Regions from separate parts of the Mus musculus genome. Here regions 2 and 3 are each linked to region 1. Evidence: chromatin loops called from intact Hi-C (ENCODE). Cell type or tissue: heart. All regions are shown on one strand. Links, peaks and the distances in the headings refer to the core of each region. The heading gives the core; the rest is flanking DNA.

The links. Hi-C counts contacts between places; a loop is a spot of excess contacts. Peaks named below come from ENCODE experiments on the same cell type or tissue, not always from the same donor. Only the 100,000 strongest peaks of a DNase experiment are listed, where the experiment ranks them.
Region 2: a loop joins it to region 1, with 5 times the contacts of the local background. A loop is called at or near these places in 11 of 42 quality-filtered maps.
Region 3: a loop joins it to region 1, with 10 times the contacts of the local background. A loop is called at or near these places in 2 of 42 quality-filtered maps.

The regions. Positions count from the first base shown.
Region 1 is chr11:29,126,177-29,136,591 of GRCm38, forward strand. It overlaps Pnpt1 (polyribonucleotide nucleotidyltransferase 1), which reads left to right and starts at 4,568. Exons shown (of 28, transcript NM_027869.2): 1 at 4,568-4,742; 2 at 6,669-6,729; 3 at 7,676-7,750; 4 at 8,424-8,529; 5 at 9,338-9,387. The coding sequence starts at 4,582. In heart, for the core only: a CTCF peak has its summit at 4,585; a DNase peak (open chromatin) is centred at 4,555; H3K4me3 peaks cover 1,591 bases; H3K27ac peaks cover 1,371 bases.
Region 2 is chr11:28,606,505-28,616,919 of GRCm38, forward strand. No RefSeq gene overlaps it. Among named protein-coding and RNA genes, the nearest start is that of Gm34075, 26 kb to the right of the region's middle. In heart, for the core only: a CTCF peak has its summit at 4,447 (motif pointing right); no DNase peak of the experiment used is centred there.
Region 3 is chr11:28,803,412-28,813,826 of GRCm38, forward strand. No RefSeq gene overlaps it. Among named protein-coding and RNA genes, the nearest start is that of Gm34185, 44 kb to the right of the region's middle. In heart, for the core only: CTCF peaks have their summits at 5,439 (motif pointing right) and 8,654 (motif pointing left); no DNase peak of the experiment used is centred there.

The DNA.
Region 1 (10,415 bases), core at 931-8,930:
GTATCAATGGAAGGTCTTACCACAGGGGATGTCCAATAGTCCTACAATGTGCCAGCTTTATATACAAAAAGCTCTTTTGCCAGTGAGGGAACAATTCCCCTCTTTAATTTTGCTCCTTTACATGGATGACATCCTCCTGTGCCATAAAGACCTTACCATGCTACAAAAGGCATATCCTTTTCTACTTAAAACTTTAAGTCAGTGGGGTTTACAGATAGCCACAGAAAAGGTCCAAATTTCTGATACAGGACAATTCTTGGGCTCTGTGGTGTCCCCAGATAAGATTGTGCCCCAAAAGGTAGAGATAAGAAGAGATCACCTCCATACCTTAAATGATTTTCAAAAGCTGTTGGGAGATATTAATTGGCTCAGACCTTTTTTAAAGATTCCTTCCGCTGAGTTAAGGCCTTTGTTTAGTATTTTAGAAGGAGATCCTCATATCTCCTCCCCTAGGACTCTTACTCTAGCTGCTAACCAGGCCTTACAAAAAGTGGAAAAAGCCTTACAGAATGCACAATTACAACGTATTGAGGATTCGCAGCCTTTCAGTTTGTGTGTCTTTAAGACAGCACAATTGCCAACTGCAGTTTTGTGGCAAAATGGGCCATTGTTGTGGATCCATCCAAACGTATCCCCAGCTAAAATAATAGATTGGTATCCTGATGCAATTGCACAGCTTGCCCTTAAAGGCCTAAAAGCAGCAATCACCCACTTTGGGCAAAGTCCATATCTTTTAATTGTACCTTATACCGCTGCACAGGTTCAAACCTTGGCAGCCGCATCTAATGATTGGGCAGTTTTAGTTACCTCCTTTTCAGGAAAAATAGATAACCATTATCCAAAACATCCAATCTTACAGTTTGCCCAAAATCAATCTGTTGTGTTTCCACAAATAACAGTAAGAAACCCACTTAAAAATGGGATTGTGGTATATACTGATGGATCAAAAACTGGCATAGGTGCCTATGTGGCTAATGGTAAAGTGGTATCCAAACAATATAATGAAAATTCACCTCAAGTGGTAGAATGTTTAGTGGTCTTAGAAGTTTTAAAAACCTTTTTAAAACCCCTTAATATTGTGTCAGATTCCTATTATGTGGTTAATGCAGTAAATCTTTTAGAAGTGGCTGGAGTGATTAAGCCTTCCAGTAGAGTTGCCAATATTTTTCAGCAGATACAATTAGTTTTGTTATCTAGAAGATCTCCTGTTTATATTACTCATGTTAGAGCCCATTCAGGCCTACCTGGCCCCATGGCTCTGGGAAATGATTTGGCAGATAAGGCCACTAAAGTGGTGGCTGCTGCCCTATCATCCCCGGTAGAGGCTGCAAGAAATTTTCATAACAATTTTCATGTGACGGCTGAAACATTACGCAGTCGTTTCTCCTTGACAAGAAAAGAAGCCCGTGACATTGTTACTCAATGTCAAAGCTGCTGTGAGTTCTTGCCAGTTCCTCATGTGGGAATTAACCCACGCGGTATTCGACCTCTACAGGTCTGGCAAATGGATGTTACACATGTTTCTTCCTTTGGAAAACTTCAATATCTCCATGTGTCCATTGACACATGTTCTGGCATCATGTTTGCTTCTCCGTTAACTGGAGAAAAAGCCTCACATGTGATTCAACATTGTCTTGAGGCATGGAGTGCTTGGGGGAAACCCAGACTCCTTAAGACTGATAATGGACCAGCTTATACGTCTCAAAAATTCCAGCAGTTCTGCCGTCAGATGGACGTAACCCACCTGACTGGACTTCCATACAACCCTCAAGGACAGGGTATTGTTGAGCGTGCGCATCGCACCCTCAAAGCCTATCTTATAAAACAGAAGAGGGGAACTTTTGAGGAGACTGTACCCCGAGCACCAAGAGTGTCGGTGTCTTTGGCACTCTTTACACTCAATTTTTTAAATATTGATGTTCATGGCCATACTGCGGCTGAACGTCATTGTTCAGAGCCAGATAGGCCCAATGAGATGGTTAAATGGAAAAATGTCCTTGATAATAAATGGTATGGCCCGGATCCTATCTTGATAAGATCCAGGGGAGCTATCTGTGTTTTCCCACAGAATGAAAACAACCCATTTTGGATACCAGAAAGACTCACCCGAAAAATCCAGACTGACCAAGGAAATACTAATGTCCCTCGTCTTGGTGATGTCCAGGGCGTCAATAATAAAGAGAGAGCAGCGTTGGGGGATAATGTCGACATTTCCACTCCCAATGACGGTGATGTATAATGCTCAAGTATTCTCCTGCTTTTTTACCACTAACTGGGAACTGGGTTTGGCCTTAATTCAGACAGCCTTGGCTCTGTCTGGACAGGTCCAGATGACTGACACCATTAACACTTTGTCAGCCTCAGTGACTACAGTCATAGATGAACAGGCCTCAGCTAATGTCAAGATACAGGGAGGTCTCATGCTGGTTAATCAACTCATAGATCTTGTCCAGATACAACTAGATGTATTATGACAAATAACTCAGCAGGGATGTGAACAAAAGTTTCCGGGATTGTGTGTTATTTCCATTCAGTATGTTAAATTTACTAGGGCAGCTAATTTGTCAAAAAGTCTTTTTCAGTATATGTTACAGAATTGGATGGCTGAATTTGAACAGACCCTTCGAGGCTTGCCATCATTCAGGTCAACTCCACGCGCTTGGACCTGTCCCTGACCAAAGGATTACCCAATTGGATCTCCTCAGCATTTTCTTTCTTTAAAAAATGGGTGGGATTAATATTATTTGGAGATACACTTTGCTGTGGATTAGTGTTGCTTCTTTGATTGGTCTGTAAGCTTAAGGCCTAAACTAGGAGAGACAAGGTGGTTATTGCCCAGGCGCTTGCAGGACTAGAACATGGAGCTCCCCCTGATATATGGTTATCTATGCTTAGGCAATAGGTCGCTGGCCACTCAGCTCTTATATCCCATGAGGCTAGACTCATTGCACGGGATAGAGTGAGTGTGCTTCAGCAGCCCGAGAGAGTTGCAAGGCTAAGCACTGCAATGGAAAGGCTCTGCGGCATATATGAGCCTATTCTAGGGAGACATGTCATCTTTCATGAAGGTTCAGTGTCCTAGTTCCCTTCCCCCAGGCAAAACGACACGGGAGCAGGTCAGGGTTGCTCTGGGTAAAAGCCTGTAAGCCTAAGAGCTAATCCTGTACATGGCTCCTTTACCTACACACTGGGGATTTGACCTCTATCTCCACTCTCATTAATATGGGTGGCCTATTTGCTCTTATTAAAAGAAAAAGGGGGAGATGTTGGGAGCCGCCCCCACATTCGCCGTTACAAGATGGCGCTGACATCCTGTGTTCTAAGTGGTAAACAAATAATCTGCGCATGTGCCAAGGGTATCTTATGACTACTTGTGCTCTGCCTTCCCCGTGACGTCAACTCGGCCGATGGGCTGCAGCCAATCAAGGAGTGACACGTCCGAGGCGAAGGAGAATGCTCCTTAAGAGGGACGGGGTTTTCGTTTTCTCTCTCTCTTGCTTCTTGCTCTCTTTTCCTGAAGATGTAAGAATAAAGCTTTGCCGCAGAAGATTCTGGTCTGTGGTGTTCTTCCTGGCCGGTCGTGAGAACGCGTCGAATAACATCAATGCTTTTATTTCCTTTTGATTTATGACTCAAAATTACTACTATTCTAATTATTTTAGAGTGACATTAGGAAACATAGACTCCTTCCCATTTTAATATACCTCTCCAAAACTTACAACTGAATGAATGGTAAATTATTCAAGGGGTTCTCAAAAAAAAAAGTTTTTTCTTGTTTTTTGTTTTGTTTTGTTTTGCTTTGCTTTGTTATGTTTGTGTCTAAGTGTGTGCGAGTTTGCATGTGTGTGGATACACCAGTGTGTGCAGGTGACTGGGCGTGTGTGCCTGTGTGCGCGTGCGCGTGTGTGTATATATATATATATATATATATATATGTGTGTGTGTGTGTGTGTGTGTGTGTGTACGTTAAGAATGTGTGGAAGCCAGAGGTTAAAGTACGGTGTCTTGCTTGATAGCGCTCTACTTATTTTTTGAGGTAGGGTCCCTTGCTGAACCTGGAGCCCTCAGGCAAGTCTAACAAGCCAGGATGATTCATGGATTCATTCTCAGCCTCTGAACGTTGGAATTACAGGTGGCCTTCCATAGACACAAACCTAGATCTTTAGGTAAGAACCAAATAATCGTGAGTTGTTCAGTATTTATTTACTGTTACATTTATTAAACACATTGTTCTAAGACTTTCTTTCAAACCGTGATAACACTAGCGCGCGCGCGCACACACACACACACACACACACACACACACACACACACACACGGCGCGGGAAGTATTAAAGGGCTTTCTTTAAATCTATACATTTTTTTTAAGGTAGTACTTATTTTTCACCGATAAGGGTGGGGGAATAAAAGCTGACTGAAAGAAACGCATTCTGGTGGTTTGACTCTGGCAATTACAGAAAGCCTGCAAGGATTGCTTTCCCGGCAGTTTGCAGGCTCCACGGAAACGAAACTGCGTCCGACTCCGCCCACAGGAGTGCTGGCCAATGAGGCGCTGCCCAGGCCTTCCACGCTCTGGGTGTCATGGCGGCCTGCAGGCTGTGCTGCTTGTGCCCGTGCCTCCGACCGCTGGGCTGCGGCCCCCTCGGCCGGCCCGGGCGGAATCGGGCACTCAGCTATTTGCAGATGCGAGCGTTGTGGAGCAGCACCGGATCCAGAGCGGTGACTGTAGACCTGGGACACAGGTGAGAAACGGTGTGAGTTCGCGGTTTTCACGCGGCGTCTGTCTTGTCCATTCAGCCCCAGAAGTCAAATCCCCCCCAGGGTAGGAATCAAGCAGCCTAAGTCTCTTAAGTTCTCTACTCCAAACCTAAGGTCGAGATTTCCTTTTTCCGGATTTAAAGTCTGTCTCCCTTTCCCAAGCTGGCCGCTGCCTTTTGCCTCTTCATCTTCCTCCTAGCCCTGCGGTGAACTTCCTGAGTCCTATTGCCTGTGCCCCAGACATCCTTTCTCTATTTTCCGAGACCTCGAGCTCTGAAGTAGGAAACCCTAGGTAATGCGTTATCGTTCCGTGCCCCAGGTCCACTGATGGCCGGTGTGAGCCGGAGATGAATGCCAGTTATAAGATGCACATAGTCCTGTTAAACCTGTAGTGAAAGTACAGTTACCATCCAACAAAAGGTCAAAAAGGCAAATTTCTCAGTTAACAAGACACACGGCGGGGGTGTATATGTGGATATTTTAAATAATAGGTTTTTTTAAAGCTTTTCCCTAAAGCTCTACTTTTTGTGGCAGGCCGCTGCCCCGTGTCCTCCCTTGGCATCCGATTACTCTTCCCATCACTGTGTTCTGCTTGTTCATTCTATCAATCTTCTTGTTTATGTTCATAGAGTATTTAGGTAGGCATTCACTCACATGGTTTGGCATATAGAAACTTCAGAACTCTTCCATTTATTCCCAAATGCCTACTTCCAAACCCCAGAGGCTAGCTATGCTATGGGTCCACTATGTATTTGGAGGTATTTTATACAATATAATATTGAAAAGTAAATTGTTATGAGACAAAGTAAACAACAACAACAAAACACCATAAACTTAATAGCTTTCTTGGAACAATCAAAATTACATGTAAACACCATAAACTTAATAGCTTTCTTGGAACAATCAAAATTACATGTACTCCCTACCCCCCAAAATCTTTCTGACTTTCTGCATTATTAGAATTCATTGAATAACATACTGTTTCAGTTCTGATATCGCAATTTGTCAGGTCGTTCAAATTTCCTTTGATATAATCTGGTTGTTGACAAACATGCTTTTATTCCACCATCAATTGCTAACTAATACCAACTCTCTGATTGCACATTATACTTTGTACACTAATAATATTTGTGTATTTCTATATATTTCTGTGCATATTAAAGATGCTGCATAGTTCAAAGATTTGAAAGACTTATTAGACTAGAGGCAAAGAGCTAAGACACATACTGAGAGACTACAGCTGGTAGTCCCATTTGGAGAGCAGCTGGAGGCCCATAGGGCCAAGCCAGAGGGTAGAGCTCAGCTAAAGATTGAGGGTCAGAACTGGGTCAAGATGGATGGACATATGAGTCTATTTTGAGTTTTTATTTTTATATGAAGTATGTGACCATCTCAACATCTTTGTTAAGTTTTTAAGCATTCAAAATGTTATTTATCAGAAGATAGTCTTTATTATTTTTAACTTAGCGTACAAAACACTGTTATATATCAGAACATGAAAGTCTTTGTAGTCAATATTCAAAAGTTTGTATTTTTTTCCATAAAGTAATAGAGAAATTTTAAAATTATTTTAATAGGGAAGAGAACAGTTTGTGTGTTGGGTTAATACAGCCAACAAAGCAAGGGACGATAAGAGACTGAGCTGAGTCATAAGATGGGAGTTAATAGTTAGGAATTCCGTTTTCTCCCTACCATACTTCCTTCTCCAGATGCATCTTTTGCCTTGGTTCTCATTGTCTTTAAGCTGCGCTTAAATCTCTTGTGCTTTTGATGGTCACAACTCCTACTTACTCTTTTTTTCTCTGACAATTGGGAGCATTTCATTCTTTTTTTCCCCTCGATTCTCCAATTATTTTTACTTAGCAAAGACTTGTACTGGTATCTTGTATTACATTTTTCCTTTTAAACAGAAAATTAGAAATATCCTCTGGGAAACTGGCAAGATTTGCTGATGGCTGTGCTGTGATACAGGTAGGAAACCAGTTTTTGCTTTAATCATAGTGGCTGGGTATCTTTGTAGCATCATAAGTAATCATTGTGGTATTGGGAACTAGTTCAGACACTACTAAGGGTCTTTTTTTTTTTTTAAAGATTTATTCATTTATGTATGCAAGTACACTGTCACTCTCTTCAGACACATCAGAAGAGGGCATCAGATCCCATTACAGATGGTTGTAAGCCACCATGTGGTTGCTGGGATTTGAACTCAGGACCTCTGGAAGAGCAGTCAGTGCTCTTAACCTCTGAGCCATCTCCTCAACCCCTACTAAGGGTATTTCTAGTGTCAGAACCACACTAAGCCATCAAAGTCAGTGTTGTGTATATTAAATACCCTTAAGTTCTCTTCTAAACTGTGGGCAGTATTGGAGTCTGTTAATAAAATTCATTATGCCTTTCTAGAAAAAGCATTCTCGCTATTTTTTTTCATTGTAATCCTTGGAAATTTTTCTTTATAGTCTAAATTTCTTCTTAAAGAGTAAAAAATATGATTCAGTCCATTGATGTGACTAAGCTGTTAGCCATTTCTTCATGTGAAAACATCAGTGAATATTCTAATACTGACCTTGGTCAGATAGAAAGGATCAGAATTGGACTAGTTGTGGTCATATGAAATAAGAGGTCTTTTGTTGAACCAGGCTTGCTGGTGCAAGAATTTAAACCCAGTGCCCTGGACCTCTATTGGTAGAAGTAAGTAGATCTCTGTGAGATTGAGGTCAACATAGTGAATTCCAGGCTAACCAGGGCTACATAATGAGACATTATTGAGAGAGAAAGAAAGACAGACAGACAGACAGACAGACAGATGTCTTCCATTGAGTTTATTTGGAGCAGAGAGTCATTCAATTACTGTTTACACATTAATGTCTGATTTCAAAGAAATTTACTGATTTTCTTTATATCTATATCTTCAATCAAGTCAGGCGATACTGCAGTAATGGTCACGGCAGTCAGCAAAACAAAAGCTTCGCCTTCCCAATTCATGCCGTTGGTGGTAAGTACGCTGACTTATATGGGCCTCTAGAATAGTGTATACGGAGAATTCTCACTACCCTGTTGAAGCGTCTGAAGTTAAGATTAAAATATGTCAGAAATGACGGCCTGTAGTGTTTGGGACTATGTGTCAATTAAGAGAATGAAGTGTTTGCTAAGAGTGGGCTTACTTCAGAACATCCAGCTTGATGAGGTCAGTGGGAGTACAGGAGTACTTTGGTGTTAAGGAAGCAATTAATTCATTGTTTTTGTGGGTTTTCTTCCAGTTGGGGTCTGCAACTATATGCTAAGAATTCATTAGGATGTTTGTGTCTTTCTAATATGATAAGCAGAAGGCAGTTATGTCTCACAGAGTTGATGCACAGAAAGCAGGGGAAGGGGCACTATTTGACGTGCTTAAGGTAAGCTACTGTAGACAGTCATGAGACTAGTCAGTCATCTGGCTGTTAAGTGAAGGGCTTTTTTAAATTAGTTGGTTATAAAGTACTCTATATACTTTTCTTCCTGTGAGCGTCTCAAGAGAATGCTAAAAGCAAATAAAATATTATCTACTTGCAGTGTAAAATATGTTGTTGGCAACCTCAGGAAAATTAAGACATATATAGCAGTTCTTGGGATATATTGTTACTTAAAAAAGGAATTGTGTTAACTTTAATTCTTCTTTGCTACTTCAGGTGGACTACCGACAGAAGGCTGCTGCAGCAGGCAGAATCCCCACAAACTACCTTAGAAGGGAGATTGGCTCCTCTGACAGAGAGGTTCTTACAAGTCGAGTAATAGGTAAGCTCTTAGCAGAGGCACTCCCCTTCTGGCACAGTGCTTCTCCAGTCAGCTCAGCTACCTTTCATTGTGTGACGGTTACCAGATAGTATTTACTCTCTGCTCCCTCAGATGAATGCTTCATGAGAGGGAACAACTTGTTTTGTCACTGCCAAATCCCAGTACATTGTATAGCCTGATGAAGAGGCTGTCAGTAAACACTGGCTAAATGAGTCTATAGAATGTGTGAATCCCATGCCCATGCCTGTTTTGTTGTTGATTCTTTGTGTTTCTTCATTTTTATGTTCAACTTAGTAACTCCTAAAAGCATTGTATTCATCAGCTATTGAAGTGTATCTGTCATCTTCTAAGTCTTTTTTGTGAAAGAAGAGGTACATGCGGAGGAGGAAGAAGAGGAGAGGCTGGTGGTGGTAGTAGTAGTAGTGGTGTTGGTGGTGGTGAAGAAACCCAGAGCTATGTAATACTAAGTTATATCACCAGCCAATCTTTGACATCTGCAAATACTGTGGGATCATTTATAGCTTATAGCTTTTCCTATCCAATAATTGCTAGCTTATATATATTTACATGTATTCCTCAGTCATAGTAAACCAAAGAAATATGTTCTTTTTGTCTGCTGTTAGTATTCAGTCTCTTCCTTGACTTTGTTTTAGATAATGGTCCATATTAATGAAAGTATTAATTAATGCTTTTCTTAACACCTGTTTGTGTCTGTGACATATTCAACAGCTATCTTATTATTTCAATAGGTTTTTGTTCTAAAGCAGCTCTGTCAGGACTATTTAATATCTTTGTCTTGTTTTGACAGATCGTTCAATTCGCCCTCTCTTTCCAGCCGGCTATTTTTATGATACTCAGGTAAATGCTGCTTTGTTTGTTACCAGATATATTTTTTAAGTTAGTTAAGTTTTATAATTCTTTCTAGAGAAAGCTAAATTCTAAAGAATTCTGATCATCTTATGCATTCTATTTTAAGTCATTTTAAAAAGCATTACTTTAAAAAACCATGTGATTGGTATCATTTTGTGCTGACACCTGAATATGAATAGCAGTAAGTGACTGTTGGGAACTCTGTAGGAAGTTTGAATGAGAATCTAAAAAGCCCTGCATTAAGAAATAAATGAGTAGCCCGGCGTGGTGGGACACGCCTTTAATCCCAGCACTCAGGAGGCAAAGGCAGGCGGATCTCTGAGTTCGAGGCCAGCCTGGTCTACTGAGTGAGTTCCAGGGATACACAGAGAAACCCTGTCTAACCAGTACCCGCGGAGCTCGTGTCTCTAGCTGCATATGTATCAGAAAATGGCCTAGTCGGCCATCGTTGGGAAGAGAGGCCCCTTGGTCTTGCAAACTATATATGTCTCAGTACAGGGGAATGCCAGGGCCAAGAAGTGGGGGGAAGGGGAGGGGAGTGGGGGGTATAGGGGACTTTTGGGATAACATTTGAAATGCAAATGAAGAAAATACCTAATTAAAAAATAATTTAAAAGAAAGAAAGAAAGGAAGGAAGGAAGGAAGGAAGGAAGGAAGGAAGGAAGAAATGAGTATACATAAAAGATAGTGTGATAGTCATGAGTAGCCAGATTAGGTGTCTTGGCTTTGTAGGTCAAGTTTATAATAGCCCACTAAGACAATTAACATAACCAATAGTTCTGATTTGGTTAACAAGATCTAACTTTCTATAGCTCAGGCTGGCTTTGAAGTCTATGCCTATCCTAGGCTAGCCTCAAATGGCAGTCTGTCTGCCTTTGTCTTGCAAGTGTTTGTTAAAATTACAGCAGTGAGCCATTATGACCAGCTTGTCGCAACTAATTTAATAAATAACATGTTTATTTCTAGGTCATCTAAACTTCGGTGTTGATCATATGCTTTAGTCAGGCATACATACT
Region 2 (10,415 bases), core at 1,326-9,325, 520 kb before region 1:
TTTTCTAGAGCACATCATCCACATTGGCAGCTCTGGGGGAGCCAATGACCACTTCCAGCCTGTGTGTTCTACCACTCATACAGACAAATACATAAAAGTAAAAATAAGTAAAGTATAAAATAAAATAAATCAATAAAAGCCATTAGTTTGTGCTTCAGGAAATGTGCTTCAGAAATTAGACATATCAGTTACTCCTAAAGACAAATATATAAAGAGAAGCTGGGGGAAAAAAACCATTGTTTGAGATTTCATAAAGGAAGAGTTAAATCCTCTACATAAACTCAAGAACGTAGGCTGTGTAGCCCGTTCTCACCCTCACCCCCATGGACTTGAGCTTAAGGTTGCTGGTTTCTCTTACAAAGGAGCAGTAATTCTGACTTGGAACATAAGTTCTGGTGGCAGGAATTCAAGGCAAACTAAGAACCAAATTAAAATTTGGCTCTTATATAGGAAGATAAAGTATAAGAATTCTGATAGAAAGTGAAAAGGATGAGACAATTATACAAACGGACAATCCAATCTGGAAATTGCCTAATGTTCTACCTTCAGGACAAAAGAGAATCCAGGGAAGAAGAGAAGCACAAAACAAGACTGTGGAGGGACAGACATCTTAAATGAGACAGCACTTGAACTTTTCTGATACCTTGAAGAATGTATCTATAAGAGGGGTCTGAAGTGCCCTGTGTCATGCTGAGATTCTAGAGGATACTTTCTTAAACATTCAGAGGAATTTTTATCTAACATGTAATTCTATACTTTAAAAAAAAGCATTAGTAAGACGCCAATTTAAAACACAAACCAAGAATGAGAAAGCCATAGAATCCATAAAATTGAGGGTTCAGCACCAGAAAGAAAGGAAACCAAGTTTGAGCATGCTGGTTAATGCCATATAGTAGGGAGAGGGAGTTTATAGAACTCACCTCCAGCAGGAAGACAGCAAGTGAGGGATGGGATTGCCATCCCACAGTCACATCTCTGACCCATTATTGTTCTTTTCTGAAAGAATTACAGGGATGGAAATGAAGAGGATCCTGGGGAAATGAAGGTCCAGCAACAGGTCCAAAGTGGGATCCAACTCAAGGGGAGGTCCCAAGGCCTGACACTATTACAGAGCGCTCACAAAAAGGGATCTATCATGACTGCCCCCCCAAATGACCCAAGAAGCAGCTAAAAGAGTCAGATGCAGATATTTGCACCCAACCAATGGACTGAAGCAGCTGACCCCTGTTGTTGAATTAGGGAAGGTTGAAAGAAGCTGAGGAGAAGGGCGATACTGTAGGAGGACCAGCAGTCTCAATTAATCTGGATCTCTGAGATCTTTCAAACCTCTATGGACCACCAAACAGACAGCATACACCACCTGATATGAGGCCCCCAACACACATGCAGTAGAGGTCTTTCGGGTCTGTGTTCATTCAGAGATGATACACCTAACCCTCAAGAGACTGGAAGCCCCAGGGAGTTTAGAGGTCAGGTAGGGTGGGGGGGTCAGAGCATCCACATGGAGATGGGGTGGGGTCAGAAGGAGATGTGTGATGTGGAGCAGTTGGAGGGTGGATGAAGAGGCAGATAATGGAATATGGAGTGTAAAAAATAAATTAAAAATAAAATTAAATAAATAAAAAAGAAACTCAAAGTAGACCAAATATCAGAGAACAGAAGAACTGGTGGGACAGAGGTAGGAAGTTGCCTCTATATTGGGGAAGACCTAAAGGGTGGTCGTTGGAAGTGATGAGCTTGTAGAGGGGAGTTTACTGACAAGCTTAGAAACCCTAAAGCCTCAGAACCACATGGCACATTGCTGACTTCTCCAAGGGGCCTCACGAATCACTTTGTCTGTCTACCCATGTTTTAAACAATGTGGAACAAAAAAACCTTAGGAATTTAGAATGAGGACAAAATAGCCTCTCTCTCTCTCTCTCTCTCTCTCTCTCTCTCTCTCTCTCTCTCTCTCTCTCTCTGTGATACAGCCCTTTGGCTAGTTTCCACTGTATGGAGTTAAAATTAGCAGCTGTCTGTATGGAGGAGACCTTCACCATATTCTAAAATCTGCTTCTACCTTGATATTTGGACTTTCCAAACCCCAGAATTGAAAGAAAGAAGCACATTAGTTATTTAAAACATCAAGCAAACAAAAATACTTATTTGGATCATATACCTTGATTTTGAGTGCCAACTGGACTTTCAATACCAGAAATGGGTAGATTTCTCCACTCAGTAGGGTAGAGCCAGCCTTAGAAGTAAGTGCAAAGAATGTTCTTTGTTTCCTGAGAACTTCCAAAGGAACTGACAGACAACAGGCTGTTCCACAGGCAATGCCCACCAGATCAAGCCTTTCCTATCTAAGAGAAAAGCAAGTGAATATATGAGCCAAGAGTCAGAGAGTGCACTGTAATATTTAGCTCAGCTCCATCCTCATAAAACAGACAGGAGTTCCCTCTTGACATCAACGAAGCAAACATGGAAAGAGATTTCGGTAGAAATCATAACATTGCCACAAAATAGAGGAATGCAGTACATAAGATAGTGCTAGCAGAAGACAGCCAAGTCTACATCCTCACAATAAAAAAAAAATTAGCAGATATCATTAAAATGGAAAATCAAGAAATCGTACTATGCTGTAAATGTAAACAGCCAAAGAAATAGCTAAAAATCAGCCGTAAAACCTGCAAATTGAATATTAGGCTGGAGGGGATGAGGGTGGGTGCCTCCTGCCACTGTGATAGGATGACTTTAGATAACATGCTTTAAAACTTTACATGAGGCTGGATCCCATAAGCTTGCTGATAGCTGACCATCATGGCATTCAGAAATGACAGTATCATATGCCATATACATAGCTCAACTTACGTTTTAATAGAAAATTAATTTGAAATAATTTTAAATTCTTTAAAGAATGGAAAGGACACTTCATATTTAAGGTACCCCTTTCCCTTTCTCTCAATTCTGATTGCCGTGCCTCCCAGGACCTCCTTCTCTATACTCATGTATTTGGCTTATCTGGTGTTTGTGTACCTTTACCTGTGGCCATCTTCCCTGCTAATTCTCCACCATTGAGGTAAAGGCTCTGCTAATGTCTCTAGAAGCCATCATAAACATTAGTTTCATGGTGTAGGACCTCAGTACTTTTAGAATAAATAAATGTCATTTCTTCATCTGACTGGTTGGATAAACTTTTAAGATTTAGGGTTATTATCTTCCTATTCTAGGACTCAACATCTTCATCAAGCTTATGATTTTTCAATTTGCAGAATCCAGTCTCTTCTTTCTCTCCTTCTCCTTCTCCTTCTCCTTCTCCTTCTCCTTCTCCTTCTCCTTCTCCTTCTCCTTCTCCTTCTCCTTCTCCTTCTCCTTCTCCTTCTCCTTCTCCTTCTCCTCCTCCTCCTCCTCCCCTTCTTCTTCTCCTCCTCCTTTTCCACCTCCTCCTCTTCCTCCTCCCCTTCTTCTTCTCTCCCTCTCTCTTTCTCTCTCTCTCTCTTATACTTCCTCTCTCCCTCCCCTTGTCTTCCTCCCTCCCCTACCTCCCAAGGAAGCCTATTTTCTTTCATACATGTAGTTCCATCTTCACTAATCATATTCAGACTCTCTCTGAATTGTGACAGGATATATGGTCCCCTTAGGAGAACTGGAGGCTAAGCAGTCAGCATCTCTGTGATGAAACTCTACAAAATAACCTCAGTATAACCATCATTTATTCTCCATTCTTATTCCATGCAAATTAAACAAATAAGTTTATCTTCTTCTCTTGGAAGTCTGGAGTCAAGATCTGTGCCTCATCAGTATACTCCAGGAATACCACCACTTTAGTGAAGCCAAGGTCACTCTCATCTCCACCTTCCCATTAGAATGAGACCTAAAGTACCAACTGCTCAATTACCTTGAAACTAAACAGGGCCACAGAGCTATTCAGAAGTCCCTGTCTCTGTGAAGGTGTCTATGGGGGTCCACAGCACAAACAAGGAAATATTAGAGCCAAGTAAAAGAGCAGTATCAATCACACAGTTCTCTAAGTCAAACCAGCCAAGAGCAGAGATGCTCAACCTGGTAATGCATCCCTCATGTTATGTTCAGCCAAATGTATATGTGATGATCTAAGTGAGGGCAACCCCACTGATGGAAGTACCAAAGGCTCATCCTCTGTCACTCAGATAGAGAGCATGGGTGAGTCTTTCTCACTGAGACCCCACTTTTCGTTTGTATCATGAAAGTGCAAATGTCTTGAAAGTGGTAGGATTTTAAGAAAATACTGAAGGTTTCTGTAGATGTCTAATGTCTGACCAAATATTAAAACAAAATATCACAAATATTGCATACTAGAGTTGGCATGACAATTTCCAGTATTAAGCAAACATCACATCTCTTCTTTTGTTTTCTTCTGCTTTACATTTAAGTTCTTTACCCTTGCAACACTTTTTAAAAAAAATCTATTGTTCTGCTTCTCCAGTAGATGGCAGCCTATTACAACTTTCAATTGCTTTCTGCCTACACACTCATTTCAGTCAACAAAATAATTAGACAAACTAGATAGACAGACAGACAGACAGACAGACAGACAGACAGACAGACAGATAGATAGATAGATAGATAGATAGATAACAGAATTCAATTTTACATACAGGAAACTATAAAGCTATTCAAATGTTTTAACTTTTAAGGTTTTTTTGTTTTATTTTGTTTTTAAGCCTAGAGTTCTGCATAAATACTGTATTACATTGCTCCTACCATGCTCTCCTTTTGGTATCAGGAATTGACTTGGTAGATTACCTCTGAACCCAGTGACATAACCCATAGGCTACAGGGACCCATGAATCTGTTGCCATGGCAATCACATTTCCAGAGTCCACTTCCCACCCTTACCTGCAAGCAGTTACCTCAGGGCCTAAATAAAAGGCAGACTCATCAGGGAAATGCAAATCAAAACAACACTGAGATTCTACCTCACACCACTCAGAATGGCTAAGATCAAAAATTCAGGTGACAGCAGATGCTGATAAGGATGTGGAGAAAGACGAACACTCCTCCATTGCTGGTGGGATTGCAAGCTGATACAACCACTCTGGAAATCAGTTTGGCAGTTCCTCAGGAGATTGGACATAGTACTACCGGAAGATCCAGCAATACCTCTTTTGGGCATATACCCAGAAGATGTTCCAACTTGTAATAAGGACACTTGCTCCACTATGTTCATAGCAGCCCTATTTATAATAGCCAGAAGCTGGAAAGAACCCAGATGTCCCTCAACAGAGGAATGGATACAGGAAATGTGGTACATTTACACAATGGAGTACTACTCAGCTATTAAAAATAAAGAATTTATGAAATTCTTGGGCAAATGGATGTATCTGGAGGATATCATCCTGAGTGAAATAACGCAATCACAAAAAAGCACACATTATATGCACTTACTGATAAGTGGATATTAGCCCAGAAATTAGAATATCCAAGATACAATTTGGAAAACACATGAAACTCAAGAAGAAGGAAGACCAAAGTGTGGATACTTTGTTCCTTCTTAGAATGGGGAACAAAATACCCATGGAAGGAGTTACAAAGTTTCGAGCTAAGACAGAAGGTAGGCCCATCCAGAGACTGCCCCACCTGGAGAACCATCCCATAAATAACCACCAAACCCAGACACTATGGCAGATGCCAACAAATTTTGCTGACAGGACCCTGATATAGATATCTCTTGTGAGGCTATGCTAGTGCCTGGCAAATACAGAAGTGGATGCTCATAGTCATCTATTGGATGGAACGCAGGGCCCTCAATGGAGGAGCTAGAGAAAGTACCCAAGGAGCTAAAGGGGCCTGCAACCCTATAGGAGGAACAACAATATGAACTAACCAATACCCCCCACGCCCCCCCGAGCTTGTGTCTCTAGTTGCATATGTAGCAGAGGATGGCCTAGTCGGCCATCAATGGGAGGAGAGGCCCTTGGTCTTGTGAAGATTATATACCCCAGTATAGGGGAACCCCGGGGACAGGAAGCAGGAGTGGGTGGGTAGGGGAGCAGGGCAGGGGGAGGGTATTGAGGACTTTCAGAGAGGAAACTAGAAAGGGGAATCGCATTTGAAATGTAAATGAAGAAAATAGCTAAATAAATACTCTAAAGTCTAAAATTAAAAAAAAAAAGCAGACTCTTCCTGACCTTCACTCATTTTTTCTCCTCTCTCTCTTTTCCCCTTTGTCTCTGTCCCCCCACCCCCTTTCTCCACATACAAATAAACCTCGGCCACAGGGAACCGCATTGACCTGGTGTGGTCTGTCTGGACTGGAGCCGCCCCCAACATAGGAGCTAGAGAAAGTAACCAAGGAGCTAAAGGGATCTGCAACCCTATAGGTGGAACAACAATATGAACTAACCAGTACCCCGGAGCTTGTGTCTCTAGCTGCATATGTATCAGAAGATGGCCTAGTTGGTGTTGCAAACTTTATATTCCCCAGTACAGGGGACCGCCATGGCCAAGAAGTGGGAGTGGGTGGGTGGGGGTGGGGGGTAAGGGGGAATGTTGGGATCGCATTTGAAATGTAAACGAAGAAAAGACCTAATTAAGTAAATAAATAATTAAGATAACCAATATAAAATTTAAAAAAAAAGAAAGAAAAAGGAAAAAGAAAGAGGAGAGGGCTGAGTCTAGCCAGGCAATTAAGTATCTTAACTGAAGATTTTAACCTATCCTTCCTCTCCTCGAAATCTAACACTTCAGGCTAATTCCCCGCTCTATAGCAGAACACTTGCAGTATGATCCATCCCTCTCTGACCCTCATCTCTAATGAATCACCTAGACATTCTCCTCCAACCTTACTTTCCCAAAGTCATCACATTATGCCAGCCCACAACTCCAGCACAGCATTTCCCAGAAACATGCTGGCCTAACAAACCAGGGAGACAGGTAGTCTAATTGCAGATACTCCCCTCTCTGTCATCTCCACCAAATCCAATCACTAGGCCTTACCCCATCTCTGTAGCAAACCACATTCTCCAGCCTTCACCCTCCCCCAATTCCATATCTTCTTCAACATCTTTTCTCATTTATACTGTTAAAACAGCCCCCAACTACAACAGTGTTCCCTGGAAACCCACCATCCAAGCCTATCAGCAAAGTAGGCAGGCCAGCTTTAGATGTTTATACCCCTCCCTCCACATATCCATCTCCTAGTATCATGACCAGTTTTTTTATTGAATATTTTCTTCATTTACATTTCAAATGCTATCCCAAAAGTCCCCTAAACCCTCCCCTTCCCGCCCTGCTTCCCTACCCACTCACTCCCACTTCTTGGCCCTGGCTTTCCCCTGTACTGGGGCATATAAATTTTGCTAGACCAAGGGTCCTCTTTTCCCAATGATGGCCAATTAGGCCATCTTCTGCTACATATGCAACTAGAGACATGAGTTCTGGGGGGCTAATGATTAGCTCATATTGTTGTTCCACCTATAGGATTGCAGACCCCTTCAGCTCTTGGATACTTTCTCTAGCTCATGACCAGTTCTATACAAGACTCCCTGTTGTGACCTCTCTTTACTCTCGGACCCCATTCCTAGGGTTTAAGCAGATCGGGTGGAATATCCTTCTTCACTTTCTCCCGTGGAGCCTTTAGCCCCATTCTTCCAGCCTATACATATGGCTAAGTATCAATTCCAAATGCTCAGAAACACATTTTATCTAGAATACCCAGTAGCCTCACCTATCAGGATCCTAGAAGTATTCCCTACCAGGAAACACACAGCTACCACATATGGAAAAAAAAAAAAAAACCTAGAAATAAAATATTCACCCAACATGAAAGAGAAGATATAGGGACCTAAAACACAGAAACAGCCAGGAAAATATGTCTCCACTAAACCCAGCAGCACTTCCACAGTAGTCTCTGAGTATTACATCACATCTGAAGCACAAAGACCTTAAGACAGCCCTTATGAATGTTATAGATCTCTTTAAAGAAGAAATTTCTTAAAGAAATCTATGAAAACACAAACAATGAAAGGAAATGAATAAAACTCATCAAGACCTGAAAGTGAAAATAGAATCAATAAAGAAAACCCAAACTGAGGGAAATATATAAATAAAAGTTTTAGGAACTTGAATAAGATCCTCAGAGGCAAGTCTCACCATCAAAATATAAGAGATAAAAGAAATTAAATTTCAAGCATCTAAGACACAATAGAAAAAAATAGATACTTTCATCAAAAAAATGTTAAATTTAAAAAACTTTTGTCACAAAACATCTAAGAAATCTGAGACATTGTGAAACACCAAATCTAAGAATAATAGGTAAGAGAGAGAGAGAGAGAGAGAGAGAGAGAGAGAGAGAGAGAGAGAGAGAGAGAGAGAGAGAATGCAGATCAAAGGCACAAAAATATTTTTCATCAAAGTCATGTATGAAAATTTCCCTAAAAAAGAAGATGCCTATCAAGGTACACAAGACATACAGAACACCAAATAAACTGGACTAGAAAACAAAGTCCCCCCAGCACACAATACTCAAACCACTAAATATAATAAACAAAGAAAGAATATTAAATGCTGTGAGGGAAAAAGACCAAGTACCATGAAAAGGGAGACCTATTAGAATTTCTCTTGACTTCTCACTGAAGGCTCTAAAAGTGAGAGGGGCTTGGACATGTGTGCTTCAATATCTTAAGAAACCAAAGGTGCCAGCCCAGACTACTATAATTAATACTACTATAGTTCAATTACTATAACTGAGAAATAAGACAATAAGATTCTACGATAAAACAAAATTTAAGCAATATTTATGTACAAACCCAGTTCTACAGAAGGCTCTAGAAGGAAAACTCCATCCTAAAGAGTGTAATGACACCAATGCAAACACAAGGAATGATTAATCCCTGACCAGCAAATCAAAAAGAGAAACACACACACACACACACACACACACACACACAAGAAATGAACCTTAACCTCCAGTCAAGACATCAGCTCAAAGGCAAAAGGATGAAAAAGATATTTCAAGCAAGTTACCTAATGAACAATCTGATGTAGCTGTTTTAATATCTGACTTTCTGTTAGTCTATGTCTTTTATTGGAGAATTGAGTCCACTGATGTTAAGAGATATTGAGGAAAAGTAATTGTTACTCCTTGTTATTTTTGTTGTTACAGGTAGCATTATGTTTGTGTGCCTATCTTCTTTTGAATTTGTTGAAATGCCAGGCCAGGTTACTATACCAAGCAAAACTCTCAATTACCATAGACAGAAAAAAACAAGATATGTCATAACAAAACCAAATTTATACAATATCTTTCCACAAATCCAGCCCCCCCCCACACACACACGTGCACACAGCTGTGCATACATGCACACATGCACATATAGATACTGTTAAAAATTGCTTCCCAGACAAGAATTCTATTTGATTCTTTATACTAGAGCCTGCCAGGGACAGCATCAGGAAACTACAAATAAATCCTACCTGCTATTATTTTATCAATTATACCTTTATTAATCAACAGAAAATGGACATGGTAGAGATATCACTGTTAATTACTAAACTGGACTAGTAGAATTAAACCACATACTTATTTTCTAGTGACCATGAAGCCTTATCTTTGCTAACCATCTTACCCAGAACCATCTCAGTCAATATTGAGAATCCCTGGAGTCTGGTTCTCTTCTATATTCAGAGTCTACGGTTCAGAAAAATGCTTCTGAAGACTAAGGCCTCTTGTCCAGGCACTGAGATCAGCTTTCTGACTAAATGTTCTATATATCTTCTTGTGCCTGTTTCATTTGCTCTGCCTCTCAAATTTTGCAACCAAACAGGTGAAGGAATTGAACAAAACCATCCAGAATCTAAAAATGGAAGTAGAAACAATAATGAAATAAAAAAGGGAGACAATTCTGGAGATAGAAAAACTCACCAACAGAATACAAGAGATAGAAGAGAGACTCTCAGGTGCAGAAGATACCTTAGAAATCATTGATACAACAGTAAAAGAGAATGAAAAATGCAAAAACTCAAAACATCCAGGAAATTCAGGACACAATGAGAAGACCAAGCCTAAGGAAAATAGGTATAGAAGAGAGTGAAAATTTCAAATTAAAGTGCCAGTAAACACCATCAACAAACTTATAGAAGAAAACTTACCTAACTTAAAGAAAGAGATGCCCATGAACATAAAAGAAGTCTACAGAACTTCAAGTAGACTTCTTGAAAATTTCCAGAAAAGAAATTCCTCCCATCACATAATATTCAAAGTAACAAATGCACAAAACAAAGAAAGAATACTAAAAGCAGTAAAACAAAAAGGTCAAATGACATATAAAGGCAGACCTATCAGAATTAAATAGACATCTCACCAGAGACAATGAAAGCCAGAAGATCCTGGGAAGTTGTCATAGAGACCCTAAGAGAACATAAGTGCCAGGCCAGGCTACTATATCCAGCAAAAC
Region 3 (10,415 bases), core at 856-8,855, 320 kb before region 1:
TGGGTGTGGTAGCAGGCATTTATAATCCTAGTGCTGGGAATGTAGGAGACAGCAAATTCCTGGGGCTCACTCACTGGCCAGCCAGTCTCACCTATTTGGTAAGCTCCTGACCAATGTGAAACCAGACCATGTATAAATAAACAAGCAAAGAGGCACCAGAAAACATGGCAGATTATGCCTTAGAAACTGTTGCTGTCCCTTGCTTCTATTCACACATGCACACAACACAAGCACACACATGCACACAACACAAGCACACACACACACACACACACACACACACACACACGCGCGCATATGAACAAGCACGTATGTGTGTTCACGTTAGAATAAATGGAATTAGTATCCTAAATTGCCTTTCCCAGTTTCTGATTCAGAGTTACAGAGGGATATGACTTAGACTCCAATGGGAAAGCCTAGGTGTGATTTATCACAGCAAATTTTCTTTGACATAAACTTCCCACACCTTTCTTCCATCTATCAAAAGTGACAGCCGTTTCAGGAGAACCTAACAGTTCCAAAGGAACTCTTTCACATAAGGAACTATTGCACATGTGTCTTGCTTTTGGTTTGGATTTTTTTGTTTTTTGTTGGTTGGTTTTTCCTTTCCTTACTTGGAGGTTCCTCTTGGCCAAAAGTCACTTTGTGACTCTGACAAAGAGTTTGCTTCTAGCTTTTGCCTTTCCTATCCCTGTTCTCTTGGTCTCTGCAGACCTGTGTCCCACTCTCATTCTTTTCTCCCTTTTACCTGCTTATCCCCATACTCAACTCCTATCCACTTTGTATTCCTAAGGAAATTTTGAAGAGAGGAAATGGTTTTAACATCTTGAGAGCATGCTGGTAATCAAAGCAGATGCTTGAAAAAACTATATGTCCTGTCCAGATCCTCCCAAACTGAGAGCTTCTCATTCTCTCTCTCTCTCTCTCTCTCTCTCTCTCTCTCTCTCTCTCTCTCTCTCTCTCTCTCTCTCTTTCTCTCTCTTTCTCTTTCTCTCCCTCTTTCTATCCCACTGAATGCAATTGAGCTGGTAAACTATATGTATTGAGAGCTTCAGGTATAGGCAAGACCCCCTGTGGAGGCAGAACTTTACTGGTAGGGTTAGTGAGTTCCTGAATAGTCCCTGGTAACCTGGATCCAAGTGGATTAATTTAGAACCCAACTTCCAATAAATTACCTATGGAATACTTCCTAGCAAACATTGTTTAAAAATATATATATACAAATAACTCTTCCCTGTTTCAAAAAAGATTACCTTTCAAACAAAAGAATGCATCTGGAATAAGATTAATTTAAATTTAAGTCAGAACTCTGCCATGAATAAATTCCTATAGGTCTGTTCTACCTCTGTAAGATGTACATGAACTATGCCTAGATGAGAATCCATGAAATGGATCTGTATGAAAATTAAATGAGGAAAAGGTACCTGGGATTCTGGGTGTTGGTCAGTCCTCATTAAAGCAATGAAGCTTCAATTCCCTCCTATCTTTCCTCTCTTTCCAGGCTTCACAGAAAGTGGGGTGTGGTCACTTAGTGAGAGAACATGAAGAGATTGTGATGATATTAAACATTTCCGCTGGGCCTACTACAGCCAGGCCTTATTCTAAGTGCTTTAACCCATGTAGTTGTTCTTTAAAACCCTGTATCTTCTCTATAAGCTCTGGCTTTATAGGTAAGAAGCTAAATTCTTGTAGGGTCCCTCTGCTAATAAGTAATAGACACAGTTGTTATTAGATCCTGGATTACCTAACCCTTGATCACAAAATGTCAGGCTAGAAAAGACAGGGGGATTGCCTTAGTGATAGTCCTTTGGTTTGCATACTGTTTTTAAAATCAGGCAAATGACTGGGAGAGAGTTCAGTCAGTCGAGTACTTGTCTTGAGAGCATATGGATATGAGCATGGTTCCCACAATCCACTTAAGTATGTAGGGTAGTAGTGTGTGCTTCTAACCTCAGCAATAAGGGGGCAGATCCAGGCAGATGCATGGGATCAAATGGCCTAGCATACTGGGTAAGTCCTAGTCGTGTGAGAAACCATGTTTCACAAAAGATAGATGGCACCCAGGGAACAATGTGGCTAACCCCTGGCCTCCAAAGAAATGCATAAACATGAACATATGCATACAGGGAGATCAGAGGAGAGGTTGCATATATTTGTGACACACAAAACAGTTCTAACAGGAGGCAGCTAATGGTAGTTAGCATACGCTCTAGACTAAGATCGCTAGGTCAACAAAATCTGCCATACTCAGTCAGGTTTAGTAGGATCTGCTTCACTTGTAATCTGAATTCTCACTTGAGTTTACGTTCTAGAAAGACAATGCAATAAACACTGTCTTAGCCAAGAAGAAGAAGCAAGAACTATGTTCGTTACTGTGCACTCAGTGGTTGACCTATTTAAATAGCATTGAGAACCAAAGGAATGTAGGAAAGAAGTCTGCATGAAATGTAATCAACAGTCGCCTTCAGCTCCCAACCAGCAAAGAAGATACTTGAGAGAAGTCTTCTAGCTAGATGTGCAAGTCATAAACTCACATATCCTAGCACCTAAGTACGAATCCTACATAGAAGTTTTCATGTAGGCAACAGGGTAAAGACTCAGTTGCTTCCATTGTTACTTGTATCCTTTTAACATTTGAATAAAGAGTCTGAATTCTCACATATTTCTTAACTTGAGCAACAACATCCCAACAATTTGTTTTCCTCCTTTATCTATTTAGGTCATGCTGATAGGTATGACTGTAAGGAGTACCCATGTATATAGTGAAATCTTCCTAGAAAACAGTGGCATTTTAAAGGCCTGAAGCCTATAAAAAAGGAAAGCCCTGGTTTACAAGTAAGGAACCATGTCGTGCCCAGCATGACTCCAGAGATGGACCTGACTAAGGTGGTGAAGGCATGAAAACAAGACAGACACAGGGACAAACCTGGGATCAGGCTGTCTAGGCTCTCAGTTGGAGGAGGCACAGCAGCTCAGAATCTCAGCATGTTTATTACATAGTGGATCAGGGAAGCAGGGTTATGGCATACAGATAAACAGGGAGACAGGGTTGATGGGGCACAGCTGGATCAAGGAGACACATTTAGCTAATCTAGTTATAAGCAGTCTCTGCTGGGGAACAGTCCTCAACCCATAAAAAACTGGGGCGGAAGGGGGGTGGCCTGTGGTAGAAATTTTCTGCACACAATGTTAACACTTGCACGTAGCTCCCCATTGAAGACTTTGCCATTTACCTCTGAACCTCACCCCAGGATTTTGCTATTTCTCCATGGGACCATGAGGCTCTAGAACCTTTAATGTGGTCTGGCTCAGGTCAATGCACACATTACTCAGGATTTCACTTGTTCAGGCTTTCTCTACTCCCTACAGAAACAGATTAAAGAATTTACCTAAAACCTCAGAGCACAGAAACTATCATGTGCCATGTTCTGTACTCAGGTCCATGTTCTGCTGGAGTCTTCACACTGCCTCCCTCAGATCTTCTCTACATGAGCTATTCAAGAAAGCCACCATGTTGTCACCATAGGCACAAAAATATCATATACTCTCTATATAGAGGTTTACCTAGCAGACATATCTTTAACCAGGGGAAATTTTGCATCATTCCTTAGCAACCCTCTCTTTGTAGAGTATATTTCTTGTTTCACCTTCATGGTTTCATTTCAATCAGTTTTATTAACTGAGACCAGAAAAAAAAATCACCAGTTTTTTTCTTTTTATCATTTTGTTTTGTTATGAACATGGAGTGGTGTTGATTATGTCTACAAATCTCTAAGTGAAATTTTACAAACCGTTTTCTTCTCTAGTCTCTTGAGTCGCAATCTCTCACAAGTACACAAACCATCCCAACCACTCTTCAGCTCTTTGTGGAATATGCTGAATGATTCTGAAAGACTTGGTCATTCCCCAAACACCACCCCAAAAACAAATCACTGGACTCCAGGATCCTCTTCTTGCAAAGTTGAACGGAGTTCAAATGTTCTATCTGACCTAGGTCCAATGACAATGAGGCTGTGTATAGAAGATGATGTGTATGAATTCTTGAAACTACCATGGCAAAGCGTGGTGAGGGAATTCTGTCTGGGTCTTCCAAAAACTCACTGCAATCTGGGATAACATGGGGATTTTTTTCACAGCAGCTATAGCCTAACCACAATGTGCACATGTCTGCTCATGTAACTAAAAGTTAACTTAATTTTAGTAATGTACAGCTCAAGTTGTCTCACATCCAAAACAATGAGTGTGGCCTACTTGGTGTTTCCCTACTTTATACATTTAAGCAGACAAAAGAAACTGAGAAAATAAACCAAAGAAAATAATTGTTGCCTGATCAAAATGATTAAAACATTTTTAATGGAACATTCCACGATGTGGACAGAGAATATAGAAAAGATATTTTCACCAAGATGAATTTGTTTTCTAAGAAATGGCCCCTGATCTGCAGTTTCCGCAAGGACCATTCATCTGTTTACCACATGCTGCAGCAAAGGACACACTTCACTTAGCTCCAGGATTTGCCTCAGACCCAGCTTATTCCCTGGTTGTTCTGCTAGGCTTCAAAATGGCCCCTACCTCAACAATTCTTGAAGACATTCCATGCGAAGTATCATTGGTGTGCTGTGAGCATGTAATGAACCCTGTGAACCATCTAAAAGAAAACAATATTTTTCAAACTACAACTATTTTGAAGAGTGTTCCCCAACTCCAAATGTTGTATTGCTGGTACCTAGAATAAATTCACAGCACACAGCAGATATTTAATAAATTCAGTACTTTTGTGAAAACATTTAAAAAGTCTCACAATGCCCTGTTAGTCTCCTAATAGCCATGCAATCTTCAAAGGTTTCATTGTATGTTATCCTCAATGGGTCTTTAGTTCACTAATTATAGAGGTATACATAGCCAAAAGGAAACAAAGTCCCAGAGACCAAAAGCCATCCCACCCTATCAATCAGCCCCCATCTACAGTTCTGGAGCTAAAAGGAAAACTAATTGCTTTTGAGTTACTTGTTTTATTTATGTGAAAACTGAAGCCCATGTTCTCAGGTTGCATAACTTAGCTTTCACTTAGCACTGTCTGAGTTCCACTTGTTATTTCCCATCCCTGTTTCTTCAGTAGGGAGCCTCTACTCTCTGGAGACTGACTACTTGATAGACTTGAGGATTTCTTCTTTAATCCCCACAGCACCACTGCGATGGTGGTGATAGGAGCCACAGTTTGAATTTCTCTTACCTACCAAGAGCCAGAGGTTTCCATAACTAAGAAGTGTGTACCAATGGGTAGACACAGCCTTCTATTGAGAGGATGGTCTTTACAATTCACCTGAGAATGTGAAATGTCTTGTTTTTAATTTCATGACTAGCTTCAATGGGAAAATACCATGGTTTCCCAAAACTATTGCGACAAAGAAGCAAATCCTTCCATTTGGCCACAAGGGGGCAGCTGGGACATTTCTCCCTAAATCTTTGAGTTCTAAACCACTGAAAAAATGGGCTTTGTGGCCTGAGCTCACTATGCAATCTAACAGTACCTTTCAAACAAGTTCTCAACATGTCACAGCATTTTCTCATGGTGTTTCTTGGAGTGTGTATTGTTTTGTTTTAAAACAAATTATTTTCCGATTTCTTTCCAGATCTAGAGAACGCTCTGGTTTAGAACTTTGAGCCAAGATTACCATCTACAAAGATCTTAGGAGACCAATAAATTGTTAGGCTAATTTGGAAAGCTACAGAAAATGTTTTATTTTAATTATGTTTGACCCCAGATAAAAATAAACAGTAATGATCATCTAATTCTGCTGCACTTAATAAAGCCTGCTCTAAGTGCTTCAGGACTTGCCAAATATTTGCCTCATCACCTAGATGCCTTTCGTCATTCCCATTTTCATGATATCCCAAAAACTTTCAAGTCAAAATTTATTGTGAAATTTTATCCCTGAGCTAAATAGTGGGAGGTCCTCAAACACACACACACAAACAAACAAACAAAACAAGCAAAGATTTGTGACAGCTTAATTCCACATCTTTATAGCTCTGCAAAAAACAAATTCACCTCATCATTTAGATACATAAATAGTTGGAAGTTAATTTGAAAAACAAATGCTAGATCTCATATATACGTGAGTCCTGGAGGGTGGGGTGTATATTCACATGACAGTTACAGGCACTTTAACGATATGGATTTTGTCACTATTTAAAATAGATACTTAAATGTGCTCCAAGGTTTTGTGAGTCCTTTCTCTAACCATCTTCATTAGAACTGTAACTCAGCCCAAACTCACACTCACACAGGCATACTCACCCTGCTCTAAGTCCTTGAATAACTTCTGATGTGCCATATATATGTGGCTTCGGTTACCCTCTCACTAACTCCCTTTCCTCAGCTACAAGATGCCTATGAGCAAAGCAGAACTTTGCCCTTTTCATTCAGTGCTATATTTTTAGTTTACAGTCATGCCTGGCATGCTATGGAAATACAGGTCTTTAGAAAAATGGTGTAATTACCAAAGGAGAAAGTTTCCTATTATACATTTGAAAATGGCTAATTTCAGACATTTTTTTTTATAATAGCCAGAAACTGGAAAGAACCCAGATGTCCCTCAACAGAGAAATGGATACAGAAAATGTGGTATATTTACACAATGGAGTACTACTCAGCAAGTAAAAACAATGAATTCATGAAATTCTTAGGCAAATGGATGGATCTGGAGGATATCATCCTGAGTGAGGTAACTCATTCACAAAAGAACACACATGATATGCACTCACTGATAAGCAGATATTAGCCCAGAAACTTAGAATACCCAAGATACAATTTGCAAAATACATGAGACTCAAGAAGAAGGAAGACCAAAGTGTGGATACTTTGTTCCTTCTTAGAAAGGGGAGCAAAATGCCCATGGAAAGAATTGCAGAGACAAAGTTCAGAGCTGAGACAGAAGGAGGAACCATCCAGAGATTGCCCCACCTGGGGATCCATCCCATATACAACCACCAAACCCAGACACTATTGCATATGCCAGCAAGATTTTGCTGACACGACCCTGATATAGCTCTCTCTTGTGAGGCTGTGCCAGTGCCTAGCAAATACAGAAGTGGATGCTCACAGTCATCTATTGGATGGAACACAGGGCCCCCAATGAAGGAGCTAGAGAAAGTGCCCAAGGAGCTAAAGGGGTCTGCAACCCTATAGGAGGAACAACAATATGAATTAACCAGTAACCCCCAGAGCTGTGTCTCTAGTTGCATATGTAGCAGAGGATGGCCTAGTTGGCCATCAATGGAAGGAAAGGCCCTTGGTCTTGCGAAGATCATACGCCCCAGTACAGGGGAATTCCAGGGCCAGGAAGTAGAAGTGGGTGGGTTGGAGAGCAGGGCAAGGGGAGTGTTTAGGGGCTTTGGGGGTAGCATTTGAAATGTAAATGAAGAAAATATCTAATAAAAATGAAAATGGCTAATTTATCTTAAATTTTCAGAAACTCATTACAATACATAGTAATCTTCTGGGTTAATATCAAAGTATATTAAAGCATTCTTGGGTTCGTGGTCATCGCTTAGAACATCTTCTGGAATGCCCAGTCACAGCTGGGCCCTATTTCCCAGGTCATCAAAGATGAGCCATGTTATTAGCAAAGGTGTTTCTCCTGAGTTGGCATACTATTACACTGGCAAAGGAGTAAATTACTGCAAATGTCATTGACCTGGAAGTAAGAGCCCATAGTTCTACTTTTGCCTTTGCCACCGGCCACCCAGGAGTTTGATTATCCATTTAAATTCTTAATGTTTCAATGTACTATTCCAAAGAACAAAAACAAAAAACAAACAACAGAAAGAAAACTGTAGAAGATTAACCTTGCCAATGCAAAAGACTTTTGGAGTCTCACTAAATACAGAAGTGTTTAGAAAGTTCAAAGCATTTTTCAAAGGAGGTATTTCAAAAAATCAATGCTTCCGGTTCTCTGTTAAATACACCTTTACTTTTTATGATGACCACAGACCTTTCTTTTCTTTAAGTCAGTGTCTCACTATGAACCTCTAGTTGTAACTTACTATCTAGGCTACAATAGTCTCCTAGAGCCATCCACCTGCCTCCATCTTCTAAATGGTTATCTATTTTTGATGGCTTAATGGACAGTCCTAGGCTTGATACATTTCTGTTAATCAAGAGATCTACCCCTCTTGAGTCAAGGTAACCCAACCCCCAGACTTTCCCTTTGCCCACGGCTTATTTGATTGACATTGAAAGTTTGTATTGGTCCCATCTCTCTAAGCAAACCTTATCTGGAAACCAACATTACATAAGAAGGAGGGATGTGCATCAAGCCAAAGTACCCAGCAGCCTTGCAAGTGTGTTTAGCTCTGGTAAATGAGTTTCTGCGGCTCATACTTGATAGACAGATATATTCTTTACTCTACATGATAGGATCACAAATCTCCCCCCTGCAAGCATTTCACAGTAGGTACTTAAAGAATGAACATTAAGGGGCTTTCTGCCACTGTCTCCCTTCTACACTCAGATACATCCTTCACACACTCACTTCTCACCTCCTGATGACTTTCTCATGTACTCATTCATTCAGATTATCAAGCCTGTCTGACTGAACTTCCTTGATACACCCAAGGGATACTGCACCCTTACTGTAGTCTGCCCTCTTGTGGTACATCTACAGAGATTCTGTACCTTGAGGGACTGACCGCCTTGTTTTGTTCTATTTCACCTCATGGCTTGTACAGATCACAAGACCTTCACTGTGGCTAACCCAAAACATGTAAAGTCATGCCTAAATTGACAAAGCCCCGAGCATGCACAGACAATATAAGCAGTCTTTAACTTCAAAAATAAATGGCATGCTTCAATTTTTTCTTTGAAGCATGCATTCTCTAGCACTTAGTATACATTTCTCTATGGGAATAGCACACCCATTACAAAAGTTATTCCTTCAGAAATATGTGAAGAGCATCTTCCAATTTTGTGCTGTCAGGTAGCTCAGTAGAAACAGAGGTGAGACAGTCAACCTCTTTCCTCCTGCACAACATAGGGGATAGTGGTGGAAGCAAATAGTACTGGAGCAGTGTCGTGCGTGAGTGTGTGTGTGTGAGAGAGAGAGAGAGAGAGAGAGAGAGAGAGAGACAGAGACAGAGACAGAGACAGAGACAGAGAGACAGAGAGAGAGACAGAGAGACAGAGAGACAGAGAGACAGAGAGAGACAGAGACAGAGGGGGCGGCAATCAGACCAGACCATACAGAGCACACTGACAGCAAAGAAGCCGGGGGTGGGCCTTCTGCCTAGGTGAAACCAAGAGCTTCCACAAAGAAATAATCAATCCTGCTGAGGCTGAAGAATGAGGAAGCAGACTGCAGGCAGCAGGCAGATGAGGGGGAGAAGGGTGTTCCTGGTATGTGGTTGTCAGATTGCCAAGCCAACACCCAAGCACCAATTTAACCCCTGTTTAGCTCTGCAAGTGGAGAGCACTATATCCAAAGCAGAAATAGAATAGAATTTTGTTAGCCAGCTGAAGCAAGCTGGTGCTGGGGCATCAGTCTAAGACCCTCAGAAAGGCATACATGGTCCTGGGCTGATTCATCAACCACCCACCATTATCTACCACAACTATCCTAAGGCAAAGAAGGAAAGCCATACCTTTTTTGGGACTGGGTGGGCTGTTCTTGTGCTTTCATTTTCTTGTAAAGTTTCAATGTGAATTTGAGGTCACGAGTCAGGCTTATTAGACACTGTACCTACAAGACAGGTCCACACCCTGAGGAGCTTAAAAGTGAGCTATGTAGGCAAGGATTATGCATATAAAATAACTAAGAGCATAAAAACATAGCTGCCAAAACAATGACACATGCTGTAAGCACTATACCCCAAGCCTTCATTACTTTCTCTTGAACATGCTCAGTTTAGTTCAACAAGTGTTTTACATTAAATGACCACTGCAGGTCTGTTGACAAGTTAAGATAGAATTCAGCAATGCAAAAGACAGTGTCCACAAAATTTTGCAAATGTAAATAAGTGTTCCTCCCAGAGATGTCAGATTAAGTCAACTCTGGAAAGACTCTAGGGAGTCTAATTAATAGGAATTCTTTTTTACTCAATATGGGGAAATACATCAACACTGAATAGGTCTGAGAAAGAATTTCCTACCAATCAGAGCTGTCCCAGCTACAAGGAACCTCCTTGGGAGATAGAAAGTTTCCAGTCAAGCTAGAAAATTATTTGGCAGTAATCTTATAGGGGTGATGCAAAAATCAATGACCAGTGGGCTCCCCACCTGTGATTGCAAGAACCTCTGAAGCCCTCTGGCCATAGCCTAATCAACATATCTGGGTAAGCACCCTATAGCAGCAGCAATGGTTATGGTCATTAATTAGAATTACCAGAGACCAAAGTAAATGGTGTCAAGAAACTAG